3 separate regions of the Mus musculus genome follow, and regions 2 and 3 are each linked to region 1. The links are chromatin loops, found by intact Hi-C in ENCODE. Cell type or tissue: heart. All regions are shown on one strand.

Region 1 (8,000 bases):
GCAGAAGTCCCTGAAAGCCAAAATGAACCGTCGGGCTTGTCTGGGGAGTTTACAGGAGCCTGAATCTGAACCTGTCATTCAGGTCACTGTCGGGTCAGCAAAATATGAGAGCGCCTACCGGGCTGTGGTGTGGAAGATAGACCGGCTTCCGGATAAAAACTCAAGTAAATATCCCCCACCTAGGGTAACTTTCGTAGGAAACTGCTCGGTGTTTTCACCTACATCCTTGGGCCAAAGCAGGCAGAGACAGATGGTACTTAGAGAGATGAGTGCTTGCTCGCTTGCACAGCCAAGCTGGAGGGAGAAAACAGCCAAACAGCTGATTTATTCATTTTCTCTAGTGTTTATTTCTACCAAATGGGTGCAGCGTCTCCTGCTTCCTTCTTCCTTCCTTCCTTCCTTCCTTCCTTCCTTCCTTCCTTCCTTTCTTTCTTTCTTTCTTTCAAAAGAATTTTATTTATTTATTCCCCATTTCTTTTCTTTTTTTTAATGATACATAATTGACTTACAAAATTTACCAGTCTTAGTAGATATGGGTAACAAACCTGCTAAGAAAGATCATGGACACGTGCCTCTTCCCAGTTTCTCAAATAAAATAAAACATTTGGAATATCCATAACAAAAGAGGTAAAAAAAATATGCGAAGAAAGTGGTTAAGAAACATACTAGAATTTGAAAGCCCCCCAAGCATATAGCTTGGTAGAATTAACATTGTGAAAAAAAAAAAAAAACCTTCCTACCAAAATAATTTACTGATTCAATGAAATTACAATCAACATCCTCATCTCATTCTTCACATAAATAGAAAGAAAATCCTCGGGTTGATTTGGAACAACAAAAGACTCAGAATAGCCAATTAGTCCTAGATAAGTGTTTGTTTCTATTCATTCTGCTCGTTTTAAGTGCTAAGTGCATCTGTCTAAGACCCCAGCTTTTATACACCTGTTTCTATCGTATCATTGATTTTTAAGTTAGCCGTACTTTCAATCCTCCATTGTATCCATTTGTCCTTTTCTTCCACAGTGAGGAATCTCAGAACTCACTCTTGAATATTTTGAGTGTTAATGTATTCAACCATAGAATGGGTATTGGTTATGTGTGGTTGTCTTAGAAAGGGTGAAGGAGTTGGAGGAGAAACAAATGCGATCTTTATAAGAGTGCTTTGAAAATCTGGTGTAATTTGGTAACTATAAATTGTTATGTGATGTTGCTATTTGGTTTTCTTCTCTAGATTTTCAGCATCTGACAAAGAAGCTCCAATGTGTTTACGTCAGTCAATTCCAGGGTAGATGCCATGGATATCCCAAATTAGTTTGGGAAGCCTGGATAGCTTGAAGACTGCCCTCATTCCATCCCAGGACTGCAAAAGTCTTGGAGGACATTATATACTCAGGTTTCCAAAATTACTTGAGACTTGGAATGTTTTGACTAGAATCTGCTGCACCTAAATGTAAATTGATATCATGTCTTTTCCACTTGAACACCATTTTGTGGAGGGATCATTTGACATATTGAGGCAAATAGTCTGGAGTATTTGGTTCTGTTTTCATTTCTTCAGGTTGCCTATGTTAGTGGTACTGTGTTCATGTGGATCCTATCCTTCTTGGCTTCTTCTTTAACATATTTATTTGCTAAAACCATGCATCTCTTGCTAAGTCAAAGTTTCAAGTTTCTTCTCATGTAAATCATAGTTGTGTGTGTTATTTTAGTTGAAAGTCGATTTTATTCCATATTAGAATGGCTACTCCAGCTTGTTTCTTGGAACCATTTGCTTGGAAAATTGTTTTCTAAACTTTTACATTGAGGTAGTGTCTGTCATTGTCACTGATTTGTTTCCTGTATGCAGCAAAATGCTGGGTCCTGTTTACGTATCCAGTCTAAGTTTTTATTGGAGAATAGAATCCATTGATGTTAAGAGATATTAAGGAATAGTGACTTTTCCTTCCTGTTATTTTTGATGTTATTAGGTTTGTGTGGCTATCCTCTTTTGGGGTTGTTGAAAGAAGATTACTTTCTTGCTTTTTCTAGGGTGTAGTTTCCCTCCTTGTGTGGAGTTTTCCATCTATTATCATTTGTAGATCTGGATTTGTGGAAAGGTATTGTGCAAATTTGGTTTTGTCATGGAATAGCTTGTTTTCTCCATCTATGGTAATTGAGAGTTTTGCTGCGTATAGTAGCCTGGGCTGGCATTTGTGTTCTCTTAGGGTTTGTATGACATCTGCCCAGGATCTTCTGGCTTTCATAGTCACTGGGGAGAAGTCTGGTGTAATTCTGATAGGCCTGCCTTTATATGTTACTTGACCTTTTTCCCTTACTGCTTTTAATATTCTTTCTTTGTTTAGTGCACTTGTTGTTCTGATTATTATGTGATGGGAGGAATTTCTTCTCTGGCCGAGTCTATTTGGAGTTCTGTAGGCTTCTTGTATGTTCATGGGCATCTCTTTCTTTATGTTAGGGAAGTTTTCTTCTATAATTTTGTTGAAGGTATTTACTGACCCTTTAAGTTGAAAATATTCATTCTTTTCTACAACTATTATCCTTAGGTTTGATCTTCTCATTGTGTCCTGGATTTCCTGGATGTTTTGGGTTAGGAGCTTTTTGCTTTTTGCATTTTCTTTGACTGTTGTGTCCATGTTTTCTATGGTATCTTCTGCACCTGAGATTCTCTCTTCTATCTCTTGTATTCTGTTGGTGATGCTTGCATCTATGACTTCTGATCTCTCTTCTAGGTTTTCTAACTCCAGGGCTGTCTCCCTTTGTGATTTCTTTATTGTTTCTATTTCCATTTTTAGATCTTGGATGGTTTTGTTCATTTCCTTCGCCTGTTTGATAATGATTATGTTTTCCTGTAACTCTTTAAGGTATTTTTGTGTTTCCTCTTTAAGGGCTTCTAGCTGTTTACCTGTGTTCTCCCTTATTTCTTTAAGGGAGTTACTTATGTCCTTCTTAAAGTCCTCTATCATCATCATGAGAAGTGATTTTAGATCCAAATCTTGCTTTGCCAGTGTGATGGTGTATCCAGGACTTGCTACGATCCTCTGATCCTGGGCCTGTAGAGTGCCTGGGAGTGGAGCTTCCACTGGGTGTTGTGGGACTGGCTGCAGAGTTTGGGCCCAAGTTCTGCTCAGGGCACCGGCCCAGACAGGAAGGAACCCGTGCCACTGGTTGGGCGGGTTTCCTGAGTCCCTGGATCGTCCCTGGATCGTCCCTGGATCCCACTGGTCCCAGTTACTCCACGTGGTGTTGGAGTCCTGCTTCTAACATACTGAAAGAAATGCCATCCTAGTTTAGAGTTTGTCTGTGGTGGTACTAAGGAAACGTTTATAGGAATGGAAAGAAGAAGGAAGGAAGGAAGGAAGGAAGGAAGGAAGGAAGGAAGGAAGGAAGGAAGCCCAGGTGGACCTTCTCTGGATTGTAGGTAGGGGTCATCTCATTCTCCTGAATCTCCAGGCTTGATGCTGCTGCTCCCTTCTCTCCTGGTGCCTCTGAGCAGCTCCTTCTGGGTCAGTCTCACTGGCTGGGTGGTTACAGCTCAGTTCTGGTGAGCAGGGGTCCATGTGGGTGTCTGCATCTCCCTAGAATCCAGCACAGAGCTGGGTGGAATTTCCTGGAGATAATGTAAGTTGGTGAAGTGAAAGGGTGAAGGGGCATCCTCTCGTGACACATTCTTGCCAATGTGTGTTCACATCACACATTCTTGGACAACTCCATGATGTAGGCAGGCAGGTTCACTTTCACAAGAAATTCACAGTGATTACCTCCACTCTGCACAGACGCTCTGTTGGACCCTTTCGTACCAACAGTGTCTAAGCACCAAGGGAAAACAGCCTCAGGCTGTATAGCTAGCTGTGTGCTCTCCTTTCCTTGTGTGCGTGTCTGTGTGTGGAAATGAGAGCCAGGATTCTGATCGTTGTCTACCATGGGAGATTCAAAAGGGTAGATTTCAAAATTGATCTATGAGAACATGGTACTAAGACTTCCAAACTGTCTCCCCTGGCACAAAGACAGTGGAGGCAGCGGGTCGCCATGTGGAGGCAGCTGGGGTTTAGAAAGATGATTGTAGGCCCTCAACTACAGTTTTCTCTTCCCCGAGGTTCATCCCTGTTTCGCCCTCTGTTACCAGCTTCTTAGTTCTTAACCCTGCGATTTGGTTCTCCGACATCCTTTTTTTTTTTCAGCTCTTAGTAGCTCAGCTTCAGATATGGAGTATCTTGGGTCAGGAGGGAATGGCTATTAACCCGACCTAAGAGACTGGTTTGCGTTCCCACTCCAGAGCTGAGAAGTTACTGACAGAATAATTACTAAGGCCTGACAGTGCCCCCTCGTGGTAGGTACTGAGATAGCAGGCTTTTCTCTGTCACTTCTAAGTTTGACAAAAATGTTTTAGGCACAGTACATGTAATCTTCAACTCAAATCCTGAATAAGAGTGTGCTGGCAAACACCATAGAGTGGACAGAAGCCTGGAGAAAGACACCAGAAAGCTTGAGAGCAAAGTACTTTTTCCACCAGCTTTTTAGAAGTGACGCAGATGTCATGACTACCGTTTAAAAAGTATTAGGTCTTCAACTCTCATGCATTCCCCATCCCGTTTCATTGGGGGGGGGGGGGAACTTCCTCAAGACATTTTCCAGGACAATGTATACATAAAATTAAGTAATTGTCAGTGTCATTTTCAAGTCTAAGTCTAGAACACACAGTTCCCCGCTGGTATGGTAATTGGATATACTAGCTTAAAATCACTTGGCAACGTAGTAAATACTTTCTGTCCAAACCACTGCCTCTTCTCATTAGCCATTCTCACAACAGCCATGTAAAACTGAAAAAAAAAAACACTAAAAAACCAAAACCAAACCAAACCAAACAAACAAACAAAAAACGAAAATTGAAGAAAAGAAACTGAAGAAACTGAAGTGGCTGTGGACTGAGTGTCAGTGAACTACTGCATCCTGGCTGCTGCCGGAAGTCTACACAGGATGAAGGACTAGGAATCCTGCCTCTCTGCTTCTCTGATCTCTTTCTGTGTGCTAGTGGGTGGGTGCGTGCCTGCGTGCATATAGTCTCGCCTGCAGTGATGTGGATAGCTTACAGCCGCTCAGAGGCCGCTGTTGTCCCGTCCTCTGTGTTTGGGGTGGAGCATCTGCTGGGAACTGAGGGACAGCCTCTCCAGGCCTCTTACAGAGTCAACATTCCAATAAGAAACACATTAAAAGAATGAAAGGTGGTTTATCTTTCAAAACAAATTTAGGCAAAGTCTTTTAAATTCGTGCTTTTGGGCCCAAAGATATGCTCTGATGAAAGCTCTATCAGCAGCAGCACAGGAATTTAACCTAGCTTTTGAGATGACTTTTTAAAAATATTTATTTATTTATTATATGTAAGCACACTGTAGCTGTTTTCAGACACTCTAGAAGAGGGCATCAGATTTTTTGTTACGGATGGTTGTGAGCCACCATGTGGTTGCTGGGATTTGAACTCAGGACCTTTGGAAGAGCAGTCGGCGCTCTTAACCGCTGAGCCATCTCTCCAGCCCCCTTGAGATGATTTTTAAAAGTTACATTTATTTAAAGATAGATTAAACTAGATATGGCTAAATGCTATGAACAATGTGAGAGGCCCACGGGGCACTTGTGAAGTCAACAGAGGGCTTTACTGTTGTGGTTCGATGTTTCAAGATAAGGCCTCAGGCTGGCCTCAAACTCACAGTGTCGCCTGGGATGACCCTACATCCTCAATCCTCCTTTTCCTACCCCTTACGTGCTGGGAATACAGGTGTGTCCAAAACCTCTCTCTTTCTTACACACACACACACACACACACACACACACACACACTGTAATTCCCACTTTACCTTTCTCAGTGCACCCAGTACCCCCTGGGTTTTGCCCAGAGCCTGCCTGACTCAGCATAGATCACCGTCCACACAATCCACAGTTCACTTCTCTGACAATAAATGTTAGACTGAAACACTGAAGGCCAGTATGCCTGTCTCTGCACTGTAATCTGTTCCTGGAGAAGCTTTTCAGGACCGTGAGAGGGAATTTCAGTAGTGAAAAAAAGTGCATCCTACCAAAACAAAAAAGTGTTACATTCCACCTGAACAAAAAGAGCCCAGTTTACAAGTCAGGCTTTGAAACCCTATGACCTAACGTGAAGTTTGTCTTTGTATTATCTAAAATTAAATACTGGTTTAATCAATGACTGGGGGGGGGGGGGTTACTCAGTCTACTCAGAAAAAGCTTTTCTAGGGGCTAAAACACACTCTGGCCAAATCTGTTTCATATAAATATTGTTCTTATCTTTGGCTAGAAAACCTTTTTGATGTTTGTGACTAAAGCCATTTGTTGGAGCTGATCTGTGGTAATACAAATATACATACATACAGTGATGATACAGGTATATAGACACACAGTGATGATACAGGTATATAGACACACAGTGATAATACAGATATACATACACACAGTGATAATACAGATATACATACACACAGTGATAATACAGATATACATACACACAGTGATAATACAGATATACATACACACAGTGATGATACAGATATACACACAGTGATGATACAGATATACACACAGTGATGATACAGATATACACACAGTGATGATACAGATATACACACAGTGATAATACAGATATACACACAGTGATGATACAGATATACACACAGTGATGATACAGATATACATACACACAGTGATGATACAGATATACATACACACAGTGATGATACAGATATACATACACACAGTGATGATACAGATATACACACAGTGATGATACAGGCATACACACAGTGATAATACAGATATACACACAGTGATGATACAGATATACACACAGTGATGATACAGATATACACACAGTGATGATACAGATATACACACAGTGATGATACAGATATACACACAGTGATAATACAGATATACATACACACAGTGATGATACAGATATACATACACACAGTGATGATACAGATATACATACACACAGTGATGATACATATATACATACACACAGTGATGATACAGATATACATGCACACAGTGATGATACAGGCATACACACAGTGATAATACAGATATACACACAGTGATGATTCAGATATACACACAGTGATAATACAGATATACACACAGTGATGATACAGGCATACACACAGTGATAATACAGATATACACACAGTGATGATTCAGATATACATACAGTGATGATACAGATATACACACAGTGATGATACAGGCATACAGTGATAATAGATTTTAGAGCTGCTGGTTTCAGCCTGGCTGGATTCCTCCAGGCCATTTTGAAGTTCGCTAATGGGATTCTTACTACAGTAAGAAGCGTGTTGTAGAATATCCCTTGGCCTTTGAAGCATTCTGACTTTTTGGTTTGGCTTCTTCTAGGTCCTGATCAGCCCCATTGTCTGTCATACAAACTAGAACTTGGGTCAGACCAGGAAGTTCCCTCAGATTGGTATCCATTTGCTACTGTCCAGTTTTCCATGCTTGAAGCCTGTGCCTCAAGGACAGAGGTGAGGTCTCTGGGAGTGGAGAGCGATGCCCAGCCTCAGAAGCACGTGTGTCAGCGAGCTTGCTACAACATCCAGGTACCCCAAGCACCCTGGTTCAAATCAGGGATTCTCGATCTGGGGTGGGGCCTGGCCTGGATATAAATGCCTAGTTTGTCCCTTAAGAACCAGTCAGTCAGTCTGTCTGTCTGTCTGTCTGTCTGTCTCCCTTCTCCCTTCTATCATTGACAAGGGAAAAAAGCTTAGCCAGGGAGACTTAGAGGTCAGCGTTGACTTCTGTTGAGACCCACTTCTTTCTTTCCTTATTGGTGAAGTTAGTGAGGGCAGCTGCTATACTGTGCCCTCTTGTCTGCCCTGAAGGCCACACCTCCCCAAGCAGCTAGGAACTGTACTTTAGAAGAGACTGGCCCTGCCCATGTCCTGTCTGCTCTTGGGTTAGCCCCTTAAGGACCACAG
Region 2 (8,000 bases), 350 kb before region 1:
GAAGACCACAAGGAAGTGGGGGGGGGGGGAGAAGGGAGCCATCATGGAAGAAGTGCAGGAGGGAGAAGAGTGGTATAAGAGCAGCCCAGATGGAACACAGTAAATAATAAGTGATAACTGGGGGTTATCAAAAGTAAGATTCTAAGAGCATGGAGGGTAAGCAGCTGCCCAGCTATTGTGCTGCCTAAGACATATTTAAAAATATAAAGACTGTGTGTGTGTGTGTTTCACCTGAGAACATAAATGACCTAAGGTGCGAAAAAGCTCCATGCCAGGGTTTGTAATATACTTTACTATAAAACTAGACTTTGGAAACAAGTCTCTGGCCCAAGAGTGTGTCCTAAATTACTTACATTCCAGTGGTGTATCTATCTGAAGCCAGGTCTGAGTATAGGGTAAACCATGGGTTGACGGAACTCAGTTGTGCAGAGCTTCCCATTACATCACCATTTCTGGCTTAGCCTTAGCTTCTATTAAGAGTAAAGATGAATTTTTAGGAAACTTTGTTCAGGCTGAAGTCTAGGAGGGAGTAGTTGGGAGGGATACTGATGCCAGAAGTGGGATACAGTGCTTAGAAGTGATAGAATAAAGAAAGCTAGAATCAGAGGTGATCCTAGCTGTCCACTGAGATCTCCTGGAGGTATGTCTCCTCTCCCGTCATGCAGGGAAGACCTGAGATATAACTCTATGTGTATTTCATGGTAAGGTGAGGAAGTGAAAGAGCCTCATTTCCTCATTTCCTGTCATGGAGGGCATCAGAAGTCCCCACATAACATGGGGAAGCTAGACTCTAGGGTGAGGGCTGAGCTGGCTCTTCCACGGGGGCATGAAGGAGGGGTAGACTGATACTGGTTTAACTCGGTGGAGCATATACCCTAAGAGTACCTGGTATGGTCTGTCTGTGTGTCTTACTCCTCACTCACATGGTATGATCCTGACCCTGAAGTAGTTGGGGGAGAGGACCTTATTGGAGGTGACTGGAGGTAGAATCCTCCCACAGGCGGTCAGTGTGGCATGTAGAACCGAAGGATCTCTTCTGCTACTTGGATAACACAGTTAAAAAGTCCCCACCTATGAACCAGAATTAGTTCTTTACCAGACATCGAGCCTGTGGACTTCCTAACATCCAGAGTAGTGAGAAGTAAATTTTTGTTGTTTATGAACCGTCCTATGTGCAGTATTTTGTTATAGCAATCTGAAAGGACAAAGATCCTGCCAGCTCCTAATCAGGAGCCTTACTGAGTCAAGACAAGGAAGCACAAGGCCACCAACCAGATCGCTACCACCAGACTAGATGGGCACAGATTCCCTAGCCAGGTCCTTCCCAAGGCCAGGCCCTCCTTACCTGCATAACAGACACCTCTTAAGAGATGTAAGAACTGAAAGAAAGAATCTACAGTCCTGAGCAATTGACCAAGGATGATAAGCTGCCCAGGGGAGACCCAGTCCTTACTTAACTGGCCTTCACGCTTGTTCAGGAAGACCCCGTGACAACGGTAGAGAAGAGTGACACATTGGCTGTGGTATTTTGTTTCTTCCTTTTTTTCATTTTGTATTTCTGAGGTTTAAAAATAAAACTTTATTTGCCATTTGTCAGCTTCCCATAATGTTGTTGTTCATTTTCTTATAGTTCTCTTCTTCCCTCATCTACTGTTTGACAATACAAGCTGCCAGATTCTGAAAGACAAGAGGTTTCCTTTTCCTAACTGGAAGTAGTTTTACCACAGTCTTCTGACTCTATTCCTCCTTCATACATACTTCACTGTTTTATAACCTCCAAACCATTACATTTTCCTCAAATTCTTCCTTGCCCTTATAAAATGTCCTTTGCCGTGGTGGCGCACGCCTTTAATCCCAGCACTTGGGATGCAGAGGCAGGCGGATTTCTGAGTTCGAGGCCAGCCTGGTCTACAGAGTGAGTTCCAGGACAGCCAGAGCTACTCAGAGAAACACTGTCTCGAAAAACCAAAATAAATAAAAAATAGATAGATAGATAGATAGATAGATAGATAGATAGATAGATAGATAGATAGATAGATAAAATGTTCTTTTCCAGTCATATTTAATGTGTGCAAGCTTGAAGTCTATACGACCAGATCATACCTTATGTAATGTGTGCAAGCTTGAAGTCTATACGACCAGATCATAGTTTATGTAGTGTGTGCAAGCTTGAAGTCTATACGACCAGATCATACCTTGGGTGCTCCTGCTCCCTTGTGCATTGGAGCCCGATGGCTACCTTGACTAAGTAGGCATCAGGTGGTTTAAAACGACAGGGCTGGAGGCTGGAGTATGAAGCTGTTGACAGAGACCTGTTCCTCTGAAGGTCATTGTGGGGGCATTCTTCTGTCTCCAGTGGGTCATGTGCTCACTGGACTCCTGCTGGCCTTGGGTTTATGCATACTTCTCTAATAACACAGTCATCTTCTATTTCAGTGTCTGCTTTTGTAGCCAAATGTCAGCATTTTATAAACACATGGGTCATATTGAGTTAGGATTCATCCCAATGACCTCATTTTGACTTGATTATCACTGTAAAGACCCTATATTCGAGAAAAAACACATTCTGAGGTATTGAGGTCTGATGTTTTGTCTGAGATTGTTTTATTGACCAAGACTCACTATCTATCTCAGGCTTACCTTGAACCCAAGATCTGTCTACTTCAGCCTTCTCGTTCTAAGTCTACAGGTATGCGCCATTGTGCCTCATGTGTCCAATTTAAACACATTTAATAGTTTGATTCTTCCTTTATTTTATTTTTGAGACACACTCGCATATAACCCAGAGTAGATGTGAGCTAGCTACGTATTAGAAGATGACTTTGAACTACTGAGCCTCTTGCCTCTACCTCTCAACTGCTGGGACCCAGGTGTATATCACCAAGCTGGGTTTATGTGGCTCTGAGGATCAAATCCAGGCCTTTGTCCACGTTAGTCAAGCATTTTATCTACCGAGTCACATGCCCTGTTAGTTTCTTGCATTTTTTTTGTCTCCTACACATCTATTTTTGTCTCATCACACTTCAGTGTTTGTTTTCTAAGGTATCAAAACTTGAGAGGTTGGATAGATGGCTCAGCATCTATCCAAGAACACATACTGGTCACCAAGGAACCAGATTCGCTCCTAGCACCCATATTGGGTGACTCACAACTGTAGCTCTTGCTCCAAGGAACCCAAATTCTCCAGCTTCCCTGGGCACCAAGCATGTGTGTGGTACACAAACATATGCAGGCAAAACACCCAGAGTCATAAAATAAGGCAAGAATTCTCAAAGGTTGGGATCCAGGTTATCTTTCCACCCGTATCAAATGACTATGTTTCCAGCATGGCTCAATAACCTTCCTGCACAGTCTGCAACCACACTGGCTTGGTTTTTTTAAATTTTTACTATGAATTGTGTTTTATTTATGGTTTGCACACTGTCTCCTACATGTTTTCTATCTTATGCTATTTTGAGATCTTTATTCCAAATTTAATTTTGATTCATTTGAAGAAGTTCTCAACCAATCTTTTTTTTTTTTTTTTTTTTTTTGGAAAGCACATGTTTCTAAATAATTTCTGTTTGTCCTATTCCATTGTGTATCTGTCTTTTGCTTTTTATATAAATATGATGATGACTTGGCTCAGATCAAAGGCTTTATCTGTCAACTCTGTCAGCGTTGTTTAACTAGTCTTGAGACTACTATTCACAAATGAGAAATATGACCCCAGCCTTACTATCTTTTCATTTGACAACTCCATCTATCTGAAAGCTTCCAAAGTTTCCTGTCTAGTCTTTGGGTTTAGGAATTTTCCTGGGATTTGGTCAGGTTTGTGTCTTTCTTCTGAATTCTACCTGGCACTTCACAAGCCTTTCCCATTCTTTTTTTTTTAAGTTCAGGAATATTCTGTTTCTCTCCTTTCTGTTTCTTTCCTTTCTAGTGATGGTTAGTCCCATGTCAATGTGACACAAGCTAGAGTTATCTGAAAGGAGGGATCCTCAATAGAGAAAAATGTCCTCATAAGATCCACCTGGAGGAAACTTTCTTAATTAATGGATGAAGGGGGAAGGATCAGCCTGCTGTGGGTGGTGTGATGCTGAAGTCCTGCTTGGCTATGTGGAAAGGGATGGTGTAACATGGTTTCTTGCCCCTGGAAAGTAGCCAGCAGGGCATGGGCCTCCACTGATGTTGATGGTTGCTGGGTGTAAGACTTGTTTGTATAAATCTCAGCACTTGGGAGGCAGAAGCAGGCAGATTTCTGAGTTCGAGGCCAGCCTGGTCTAGAAAGTGAATTTCAGGACAGCCAGAGCTATACAGAGAAACCCTGTCTCAGGGAAAACAAACAAACAAACTTGTTTGTATAAAAAAATATATTTTTGACTTCATGCTCCTCATTCAGGAAATATTCTCCCTGGCAAGGTTATTGACTCCATGATAATCAGAAACAGTACAAGTCAAGTGCAGAAGGCAAGGGTGTATCTATGTCCTTAAAAAAAATGGAAAATGCTGTGACCTTAAGGCTGTGGGAAACAATTCTGAAAACATGAGTTCAAAAATATACAATTTCTCATCTATGCAAAATATAAGGATGCATTATAAATTATATGAAGGGCTTCATGGACCTAGAAGAACAGAGGCAGATGAACTATGACCCAGCTTGTCAGAAAAATACAAAGTCAGGCAGATTTCTGAGTTCAAGTTCAGCCTGGCACAGAGTGAGATTAGGCTCAGGCGTGGTAGGAATGGCATTCTCAGAGTGAGATCCCACCTAGCTAGCTTATTGTCTGTACTTACAAAGGCAAGCAGATCTCTGAATTCATGTGCAGTGCTAAGGCTTGTTAATTCTTTCTAATAATCAGGGGGCTAGGGTCAGGGGATGCTGAGTCATGGGGGCTAGGGTCAGAGGATGCTGAGTCATGGGATAATCAAAAGGGACCTGGGGTAATGACTGAATTTGTAAATAAGAGACTCGACTTTTGATCTGCAAAAGATGAGCCATCCAGAGAGTTTTTAGAATTTCAAGAGCGCTGTCTTCAGAAAGAGCTTTCTGGAAAGCTGTCTCAAGCTGAACACACACACACACACACACACACACACAGACACACACACAGAGCAATCTGGAAAGCTGTTGAGCAGAACATAGACCATCAGTTTGTACCCCACAATTAACTTCAAGTAGTTCTTTTTGACTCTTTCAAACACCTCTTCTCTTGGGAACCCCTCTTCAAACAGATGCTGGCCCTTGGCAGTACCAGACCTGGGCTGATAGTCCTAGATTCTACAAGGAAGCAGACTGAGCAACCCATAAGGAGCAAGCTAGAAAGCAGCCCTCCTCCATGGCTTTTATATTAGCTTCTGCCTCCAGGTTTCTGCCCTGCCTGAGTTCCTGTTCTAGCCTTTGGTGATGTACTACAATGTAGAAATGTAAATCCAATAATCCCTGTCCTTCCCAACTTGCTTTTTGGTCATGGTATTTTGTCACAGTAATAGAAGCCCCAAATAACTAACTTACTGAGATATTTCCTTTCTTTCTATTGGTCTCTTATAGTACAGGTTGGCCTCAAATTTAACCTGTAGTGGAAGATAGACATTAAACTTCTCATCTTTCATCTTCTCAGTGCTGAGACAATATTTCTGAGCTATTTTTGTTACCACAATATATATAAATACATATGTAAATATATATTTATATGTAATATATATTTATATTCATATATGTATGTGTGTGTGTTTCAATTCTTGCTTAAGGTATTGTACCTATGTAATTCATAAAAATACAATGTTAAATTCTAGTCCCTTAAGAAACTGCTATTATATACTGTTCAGGTGTTCAGGATAATAAAGAAATGCAAGTCACTCAATCAAACTTGTGGTCATGTTAGATGCTAGTTTAGTTAGTTATAGAAATATGTATCCTAGTTGAACAGATAGTAGGTAGCTATAAAAAAGCAACATTTACTTATTTGAATATACTTTAGATAGATGGTCTTCAAACACCTCAGAGATCTACAAAATACGGCACTTAAAGCTCTTTTATTAACATAAGGCTTTTCACGACAGTGAGACATGTCTGCTCCTTGGCCACACCCCAATACTACTTCAAAGAAGATGATCAGCATCGAAAAACCTCCTTATGGAGTCTGCTTCTTTGTGGCAAGCTGCCATTGGGCTAGAAACTGCCCTTGCCTCAACTGCAGACAGCATGCTGTCCAAACTGGACAGATGTGATTCAGGGAAGTCAACTGCCGAACTTTGCTGAGAAAAGATAAGCAGTCCTTCATATTTCTGCTTTGCAGAAAAGTCTGTCAGATATTCTGGACCAGAAGGCCAAAGACGGATGCTCCAAAAACACAGAGAAGCCTTGGGTGACTGTCTAGGTAGCCAGCAACTTTGGTCATCGCTATAGTTTTGGAAGCCACATCCCTGTACTTCCTGCATACTCAAGGTAATATTTATTTCTTCTCAGGTCTCTGATGAGGTTGAAGACTAGATAGTTATAGTCTTACAATCAAGCTTAAATTGTTTTTGATTTGAGAAAAATTTTAAAGTCTACGAAGTTATTTTTAGGTTTTTAAACACAAGTTTGGATAGAAAATGATTTAAGTATAGAGTTATAAATCCACCAAGATAGGATAGATAATAGAGTACTTTTTCCAAGGTTAACGAACACAAATGGACTGGACATTGTGAATATAATTTCACTTGATAAGTTTTCATAATTATTATTATACGTAGCTTATTAATATAAGACAAAGAGCTGTGGACTAAAAGGGGAAAATGTTGGGGGTATGTGCACTGTGTATTCAGATGCTGACTTCTACGCCTAGACATCTGGTTACAGTCTGGACGATGGCCTGGTCAAGCATCTCCAGTCTCTATGTGATGTAAGAATTGTTTCCCATCACCTCTGATTGATTAATAAAGAGCTGATCAGTCAAATAGCTGGGCAGAAGAGAATAGGGCAGGACTTCCAATCCAAGTCAGAGGATCTGAGAGAGTGGAGAAGGACCATGAGGAAGAGAAGAGAGTGGAGAGACCTTGCGGAAGGGCCAGTATTCTCCAGGAACAGACTCCAAGGAAGCAACCAGCATATTGTCAGTAGCTTGTTAATAGAAACACTGGCTTTCTGTGTCATTTATTTAGGAACTAAAATAAGTTAGAAACGGCACAGAAACTCCCTGCAGCTATTTGGGAGCAAAGGGGGTGTGGAATCAAATTTTGGGCTTTGTGCGAGTTGGTTAAGCACTCTACTACTGAGCTACACTCCTAGCTCCAGAGTTGTTTTTTTCATTCAAGTTGGTGAGAGGACAGTTGTCTTCTGAGTTTGTGAAATTTTGTTGTATATGTGTGCTGGCTCATCTTATATCAACTTCACACACAAGCTAGAGTTATCTGAGAGATCCTTAATTTAGAAAATGCTTCCATGAGATATGGTACTTTCTTAATTAGTGATTGATGGGGGAAGGCCCAGCCCATTGTGAGTGGTACCATTCCTGGGCTGGTGGTCCTGGGTTCTATCAGAAAGCAGGCTGAGCACGCTATGAGGACAAAGTCAGTAAGCGGCAGACCTCCAGTGTTTCTGCATCAGCTCCTGCCTCCAGAATCCTGTCTTGTTTGAGTTCCTGTCCTGACTTCCACTGATGAAGAGCAGCAATGTGGAAATGTAAGATGAATAAACCTTTTCCTCCCCAGCTTGCTTTGGTCATGGTGTTTCATCACAGCGACACACATAAGAGAGCATTCTGCTACCTCTGAGTCTCACCCTCGCCCTGAGATTTCTAGCTTCACTTAGTTTTCTCGAGCGATTCCTCTGTGCCTCCTCAGTAAGTGACTGGCTCGCCTGTGGCTAACAAGATGCTTAGCCTTCTTTCCTGTACGCTAACCTGACTCTCCCCTTGCTTCGGTTGCCTTCACAGCAGTGTTGAAGCACAGGGGTGATCATCCTGGGTTTGTCCTTTGTCCTGAAGGACTCACCAAGAGATTTAGAGACGCCTTTTATGTTCCTCCGTGAAGTGTGA
Region 3 (8,000 bases), 110 kb before region 1:
AAGCCTTCTGCCGCCGTGTCCACTAAGCCTTCTGCCACTGTATTCACTAAGCCTTCTGCTGCTGTGTCCACTAAGCCTTCTGCCACCGTGTTCACTAAGCCTTCTGCTGCTGTGTCCACTAAGCCTTCTGCCACAGTGTCCCACAAGGCCACATCTCCAATTAGTGCCACTCCCTGAACCAAACATATTCAAACCATGACAATGGTTATAGACCTTTGTTGCTTTATTGGGGGCACAGGCGTGAACCCAGCATGATAGGGAACACAAAGCAAGAAACACACATGCTGGTATCTTCACAGTTCTACAGTGGTAAAAGACATCTACAAAAAGACACTGGGAGAGAGGTAGGGAGGTGTTGTGGAGGTGGTGGGGACCAGGGAAGGCATTGCCCTCAAGGGAAAAGATTCTTATCGGGGCACAGGTGCTAGGGGGATCGACTGAACCAGACCTACTGAGGCTCAGTACAGAGGATCCCAGGAGCTAGGGGATTTTTCTAATGGGAATAGGAATCCACATTTACTCTGTGAAGCTAGGAGGAGGGGTGGAGAGAGGGTGGACAGATGGGGAGACAGAGAGGCCTGTTTTGCAGCAGCCCAGGAGCCTCCAGTGAAACCTCAAGATTGGTGCTCATGGTGGAACTGTGGATCAAGGCCGTATTGGCCTGACTTTGGAGAGCTGCATAGAGACAGAGATCTGTGTCCTGTTGCATAAGCAGAAAGCAAGAAGTGAAGTTCATAGGCAGGTAAGGAAATGAAAAAACCAAAGAGAGCAGTAAGTACAGGAAATGGTGCTAAACAAGAACCATTAGAGAAATGCAAATGAAGGCCAGAATGAGACAGTGCTTTTTAATAATTAGGACAAATTGGACAAGAAATATAGATAATGGCAAATGCTCATGAGGATGTAGAGAATTAAGACATTGTGCAATCCTCAGGAAAACACTGTGGAAAATAGGAGGTTTGGCTCTAAAAGCTAGAACATAAAGTCACCAAATGGAATTCTGGGTTTCTCTACAGCAGGGTGGAAACAGGGATTCAAACAGATATCCATGCATCTGTGATCATAGACACATCCTGTGCAGCAACCCCTAAGTGAAAACAAGCCAGACAGTCAGTAATGGATTATCTTATTTTGCAGTTCTAGGGTTTGAACATAAGGCATCGAGAAACTGAGGCAGGAATATTCTGGGTTTAAGGATAGCCTGGGATAAAGGTGAGACACTGTCTCAGAAATAAACAAATTGGGTAAGGAGAGTGTGCTACGTAATAAAAGGCCCACCAGCTAGCTGTCTTTCTTAATCTTTCCCTGCTGTTTTCTGATTGCCTACTTTGGCGGGCTCGAGAAGTGCTGTGAAGTCTGAATGAAGACTTTGCTTTTCAAACACAGGCAAACACAGGAGCCTTCCCACAACTAAGACAACACAGGTGGATTCTTCTCCGCCATGAAATAACATTCGGCTAGAGGCTCACAGTGTTTCTCATATTTTCTGTAAACCGATGGCATAATTGCTTGTCTACTTAATCAATAGATGTTCTCCAGTGTTCTCAATCTACACTCAGTTGAATCAGTACATTCACATCGTTAATATGTCATACGTTGCTGCAAGCATTAACGTACAAATAGCATTATTCCTGGGGAAAATTCAGAGGTTCTTGATAGCATCTGGTTACATTTTCCTGAACCTTTCCATACATAACCATATTTTAAGTGTACTTTGGTTAAAGGCATGTTATTTGATAGATATTTTTTGCTTCATTAATTTTAAACCAGTGGTCAACAGCTCTCTGCTTCCCCCCCTCCCCTCCCCTCCCTCCCTCCCTCCCTCCCTCCCTCCCTCCCTCCCTCCCTCCCTCCTTTCTTTCTTTCTTTCTTTCTTTCTTTGAGGCAAGGTCTCTCTATGTAGTTGAGGCTGTCCTAGAACTCAGTAAGTAAACCAGGTTGGCCTCAAACTCACAGAGATTCTCCTGTTTTAGCCTCCAAAGTGCTCACCATATTCACTTAACATCCTGGACTAAAGCCTCACAACTTTTGTCATACACGTTGATCTTCATAAAGCTAAAACTAGCCCTTTTTGCCTTAAGGAACATTGTCTAGGGCTAGAACAGGCTTCATCATTGTGCTTGGGGCCATTTGAAATAGCAAACTTTTCAACAAAATAATGCAAAGCATTCACTTAGTATCATCTTGCGGGATGTCAGTTGGGAATATAGGCTTTGGGTCAGTCAGATCTTTGCTACTCTGCCTGCTTGCAGATGCTCTAGTGAGTGTTGTATTTGAGTTACACACACATTTTATGCAAATTTGCAGATTCATTTTGCAGATAATGAATACTGACCTTGAACACAGCATGTCAGAGTCAGCAACAACCAGCTTTTGTTCCATTTCTATGAATTTCTAGAGATCTGTGCCCTCATTAGGTTTGATAACCAACAATTGACAGGATGGTATTGAATTTTGCCTATTTAAGATTTTAGTGTGTGTGTGTGTGTGTGTGTGTGTATGTGTGCATGTGTGTGCCATAGCTTATGTGCAGAAGTCCAAGGTCACCTTGCAGGAGTCAGCTATCTCCTACCATGTGTATCCTGGGACTGAAATCAGTCGTCAGTCTCTATGGCAGGCGCTGTCTGAGCCATCTTGCCAGTCAGAATATTTAAATTCAATCCTCACAATATTTCAATCTCAATAATCTAGAGTTCCCCCCCCCACCAAAACTATGGGTTATTAAAGCCCACCTGCCAATTAACTTTTTCCCATGCCTCAGTCACCCTTTGAAATAGTAAAACATGTAGATATGGCCTTTTTAAAAAAATTGATATTTGGGAGTTCTTTACAGATTTGGACAAGAGCCTGCTGTAGGGTTTGTATGCTGCTATTACCTTCTTCCCCTTTGTGGCTGGCCTTTTTAATACTAGTTGAGAATGAGAATCTTAATTTTAATTTACTCTTATTTACCAACTAGGGTTTTAAAACAATGTGTCTGATCAAACAGCCAGCCAGTCAAAATAAATTTCTAAATTCAGTAATATGAATTCATACAGACTCTCTTGCTAAAGTTGTATGTTTTTCTTTGGAATGTTATTTTCTGGAATGACATTTTTAAAACAATAAAAAAAATTTCCATTCCTATTCAAACCATGGAAATGGATTACACCATTTAATTCTGCCACTTGGTGGTGCTACAGGGAACTAACACTCCTCTCAGGAACGGTTATTCTGGAAGTTTGGATGGCAGTACTTATTTATTAGCAAGTGTAAAGTGTACAGTTTTAGTTTGTACAGGAAACGATACAGGCTGAGCTCTTTGCTGAACAACTCCTGGATTGCTCCCAGATAAAAGAGAAGCTAGCTAGCACAGCTTTCACTTTAATTATACCTCTAAATAATCCACAGGGCTGACTTAGCCTTCCTAGATGCGTTTCCTCCATAATAAAGGTAATAATATTTACTTTAAAAAACCTAGAGAAATCAAGTTGATGCTCCTCTGTCCTGTTTCATTTCCTTCTTTTTCTGCTAGAGGCACCGAACAACCAGTGTTCTAGTTGTCTCTGTGTTTTTACTACATATTCATGTGTTTAAGAATAATGTTGGGCCGGGCAGTGGTGGCACACGCCTTTGATCCCAGCACTTGGGAGGCAGAAGCAGGCAGATTTCTGAGTTCGAGGCCAGCCTGGTCTACAAAGTGAGTTCCAGGACAGCCAGGGCTACACAGAGAAACCCTGTCTCAGAAAAAAAAGAAAAAGAAAAAGAAAAAAACCAGATGGCTCAGTAGGTAAGAGCACTGATCCTAAGGTCCTGAGTTCAAATCCCAGCAACCACATGGTGGCTCACAACCATCTGTAATGAGATCTGGTGCCCTCTTCTGGTGCTTCTGAAGTCAGCTACAGTGTACTTACATATAATAATAAATAAATCTTTGGGCCTGAGCAAGCAGGGACTGAGTGAGCCAGGCCAGCTGGAGTGAGCAGAGGTCCTAAAAATTCAATTTGCAACAACCACAAGAAGGCTCACAACCATCTGTACAGCTACAGTGTACTCATATACATTAAATAAAATAAAAATCGGAATAATGTTACTTCACATATTATGGAGATTATACACACACACACACACACACACACACAGTACATACTGTGTGTGTGTAGTCCAGACTGCTCTCAAACTTGACTTCCTCATGCCTCAGCCTCCCAAATGCTAGGACTGCTGGTATGACTAAACATGTCTGGCTACTTCCACTTCATAATTTTTAAGATTATTTATAGTATATTACAATTCACTATTTTTTTTTTAAAGACAGAGTTTCACTGGCTGGCCTGAAACTTAATATGTAAACCAGTAGAGATCCATTTGCCTGTCTGCCTTCTAAGTACTGAGATTAAAGGTTTATACAGCTGCACCCAGTGCAATTGACTTATTTAGCATAATGTTCATATGTATGTGTTTGTGTACAAATGTAGTTCATTAGTTTCAACTGTCATATTATGTCTCAAGAAACACATATCTTTCTTCATTCATATTATTCTAACAAGAAATACTTCAATGCTATACCTACATTAATCCTCAACAGAACTGTCAAAAATATTTTAAATGAAAAGGAGCAGTTTTTCATCATAAGGTATCTCAAGATATCTAGTCTAGCCGTTTTTTTTTTAAAAACAAAACAAAACATTAATGGTCTTTACATCTCAATGCGTGGTAGAAATTTTCAGAAACTGTATGTTCTTTTACGGCTTAAAATGTTCTGATAGATGAATAAGGGTCAGGGGCGGGCATGTGGCATTTGAGTAGAGAAAGGTCAATGACAAAACACAGAAGACAATGAAGGTTTTCTGATCTGAGAAGGGGAGAAGGGCAAACGGTATAAATATGTGCTAGGTTGGACGGTTTACAGTGTAGCACAAGTCTGGGTATCCAGATAATGAATGAGAAGGCGGAAAACAAGCTTCCAAGAAGCAAGCGACTGACGCTAGGCGGTTGCTATGGCGACTAGGGGACTGGGTAGCCAGAATTCTTGATGTTCTTAGAATGCTTCTCCTTGCATCCTCTGTCTCTCCCTTCGGTGTTCCATCCATTCCGTAGGCACTCATTCTCCTCCCGCTTGATTCTGGCTCGCCCGGAAACGGGTCGCCATCTTCCCGCCTCTTCCAACATGGCGTCTAGGGTCTCAGGAGGGGCAAAAGCACCGCACAGGCGGGTCCGTCGGGCCGCACATGCGCGAACCGGAGCACCAGAGGGCGGGGCGGTGATGTCAAGACGTCGCCCCGCCCCCGGTGGTCGCCCCGCCTCTGGTCCCGCTCCTCCTCCCTCCCGCCTGGAAACCCGGAAGTGGAGGAGGAGGAGGCGCGGCGGCGGCGGCGGTGCTGCAGAAGCTGGCTGAGCCCTGCCCGGGAGGAGCAAGTGTGGGGTTGGGGGCGGGGGGCGGGGCTCGGCAGCCCGGGCGGCCAGGCCTGGACGGGGCGGGGGAGGCCATGGCCTCCGCAGAGTTGCAGGGGAAGTACCAGAAGCTGGCTCAGGAGTACTCGAAGGTACCCATCGTGGGTGGGGGAGACAGGGGTTTCTGGCCCGGAGGCCTCAGCTGGCCGTGGCAGCGATTTGGGATGGTGGGGGGGATGCAGAGGGCTCCTCCTCTCCTCTCCACCTCCTGCTTCCACCATTACGATGCCTCCACCTGCAGCTCCATGGAGATAGGGCCGGGCGGTGTCTGGGTCCGTGTGCGTCTCTGCAGAAAGGAGCTGGAGTTTGAGTCTTCCTTCTCGCTGGACCAGCAGGCTTAGAAATGGAATGACAGAAATCCAAGGCACAGCTCTTGGTGCTAGCCTGAGGGGAAGGGAGGAATGAGGGACCACCCTATGCTCTCTGCTTTCTCAGTTCGCCCGATGATGGGGAAATCACCATCTCCTTTTCGCGAGGAGATGCTTTTAAAGTTAAAACGACTTATTTGCCACCACATCAGTTTGGGAGCGTAAACGGCCTCATTGGGATGGGTGCTTTGGAATACAGATGTTGTCGCCACTGATTTTGACAGCTTGGGTGGTGGGGCTGATGTCTTTTTCTCTTGCACCTTCCTTCCGTGGAATGGGGCAGTGCACACCGCAGGTTCTCCTTAAATACAGAATTATGCAAAACAGGGACCCGGCCTTCTGAAGTGTCAGTCTTTCAAATGGTGAAACCTTTTTCTTGGACAAGGGTGGTGCAGTTTCTGGGTAGGGTTTTCTGCCTGAAGAATATTCTAATGAAGTTATTAAAGCAGAATCTCACGCCTTTGAAAAGGATTCGGTAGTCGTGTTTAATTTCCAATTATCTTGGCATTCACAGAAGCAATGAAAAGATTTCGCCCTTTTTCTAATTTGAAAAAAAAAAAAACCCAAGTGTACGACATCCCCCTTTATGATTTTATTAAGCTTGTATTTGGGAAGGTAAAGTGAAATATAAAGAAATGATACTGGCACCTAAGCGTGCACCCTTAAGTCCTCAGCATCAGATGGGAGCCTTGATGGCATTCAGCTTATCACTCACCTTGTCCACTCCCTTTGTAGTTCCGTCTGAAATCCTCGTAGACTTCTGTGGCTCAGCGCCTGAGATAGTGCATTGTCTTTTGGGGGAGGATTCCCTTGTTTGGAACAGTTCCATATAACGAAGGAGGGTGGGTGGAGGATGGCAGTGCCCAAATTTGCCACTACTATTTTTGGTTGAAAATGTTTCATGCATATAAAGTAAGGGGCCCGATTTCCATCTCTGGAGGGTAAATAACTTTGAAAGTTTGGTTCCAAATGGCCAGTGAGTAGAGTTCCAGAAGGGCTCAGAGCAGTGGCCGTGTTGCGGGAATAATTATATCACCTCCTAAAGTAATGAAAGGCATGGAAAGGTTTTATTCTTTTGGGTATGTTAATGTGTTCAACAAACTCATGTTATATGTGCACCCCGCAAGCAGTGTGCCAGGCTCAGTTGAGAAAGCCGGAGTTCAAGCTGCACAATCACCTTTAATAGACCCTTAAATTAGCGTGGCCTGCAATTATGATACAGTGTAGCAAGTGATGGTCAGCGCAGCTCAGAGGAGAGGTCACTGGGGAAGGGGGAGTTCCTTACACTAGGGAGTAGGGAAGGGGATGAAGAGAGTGGTAGCTTTCCATGTAACTCGGTTAGCCTATGCTGGCTGTCCTGAAAACATCTTAAGATACATGGCAGGCAGAGTGTGGTGAAGGGAGAGTGGGCTAGATCATGAGGGCTGTGGATTTCAGATAAGATGTGTGCAATGGGAAGGTCAAAGAAACCCAACCATCCATCTGTCCATCCACCCGTCTGTCCGTCCATCCGTCTATCTATCCATCTATTTATTAGTGTGTGTGTGTGTGTGTGTGTGTGTGTGTCTCTGTCTGTGTCTGTGTGTGTGTGTGTGTGTGTGTGTGTGTGTGTGTGGGTGGGGTGGGGTGGGGTGATGGTGATGGCGAGGAGGAGGAGACAGCTTTTGGGGGTTGATCTTCTTCTTCTTCTTCTTCTTCTTCTTCTTCTTCTTCTTCTTCTTCTTCTTCTTCTTCTTCGGGGTTGATCATCATCATCATCTTCTTCTTCTTCTTCTTCTTCTTCTTCTTCTTCTTCTTCTTCTTCTTCTTCTCCTCCTCCTCCTCCTCCTCCTCCTCCTCCTCCTCCTCCTTCTCCTTCCTTCCTTCCTTCCTTCCTTCCTTCCCTCCTTCTTCTCCTTCTTCTCCTTCTCCTTCTTCTTCCTCCTCCTCCTCTTCCTCCTCCTCCTCTTTCTCCTCTTCTTCTTTTCTTCTTCTCCTCCACCATGTAGATTCCAGGAACTGTACTGAAATCATCAGGATTGGTGACAAGTGCCATTAATGGTTGAACCATCTTGTCAGCTTCCAAAGGTCTCTTTTACTGAGGGAGTAACATTACTCTTTGGAAGGAAATTGGTAACCATATGGTAGATAGGCTGGAATAGAGATGTTCGGTTGTTGGACTACACTGGGAAGAAAATGTAGGCTTAAGTAAGTAAAGTTGGT

The links. Hi-C counts contacts between places; a loop is a spot of excess contacts. Peaks named below come from ENCODE experiments on the same cell type or tissue, not always from the same donor. Only the 100,000 strongest peaks of a DNase experiment are listed, where the experiment ranks them.
Region 2: it touches region 1 in a loop (3-fold over the local background); 2 of 42 quality-filtered maps call a loop at or near these places.
Region 3: a loop joins it to region 1, with 9 times the contacts of the local background. A loop is called at or near these places in 20 of 42 quality-filtered maps.

The regions. Positions count from the first base shown.
Region 1 is chr17:88,636,919-88,644,918 of GRCm38, forward strand. Ston1 (stonin 1) reads left to right here. Exons shown (of 4, transcript NM_029858.2): 2 at 1-164; 3 at 7,420-7,622. Among named protein-coding and RNA genes, the nearest start is that of Gm38460, 13 kb to the right of the region's middle. In heart, a CTCF peak has its summit at 4,329 (motif pointing left); a DNase peak (open chromatin) is centred at 4,353; H3K27ac peaks cover 239 bases.
Region 2 is chr17:88,283,917-88,291,916 of GRCm38, forward strand. The region is part of intron 3 of Gm31615 (a long non-coding RNA gene); the gene reads right to left. Among named protein-coding and RNA genes, the nearest start is that of 1700116H05Rik, 20 kb to the right of the region's middle. In heart, CTCF peaks have their summits at 3,711 and 3,924; no DNase peak of the experiment used is centred here.
Region 3 is chr17:88,524,797-88,532,796 of GRCm38, forward strand. It overlaps Ppp1r21 (protein phosphatase 1, regulatory subunit 21), which reads left to right and starts at 5,328. Exons shown (of 22, transcript NM_028658.4): 1 at 5,328-5,522. The coding sequence starts at 5,466. In heart, a CTCF peak has its summit at 3,168 (motif pointing right); a DNase peak (open chromatin) is centred at 5,245; H3K4me3 peaks cover 1,986 bases; H3K27ac peaks cover 1,277 bases; H3K27me3 peaks cover 388 bases.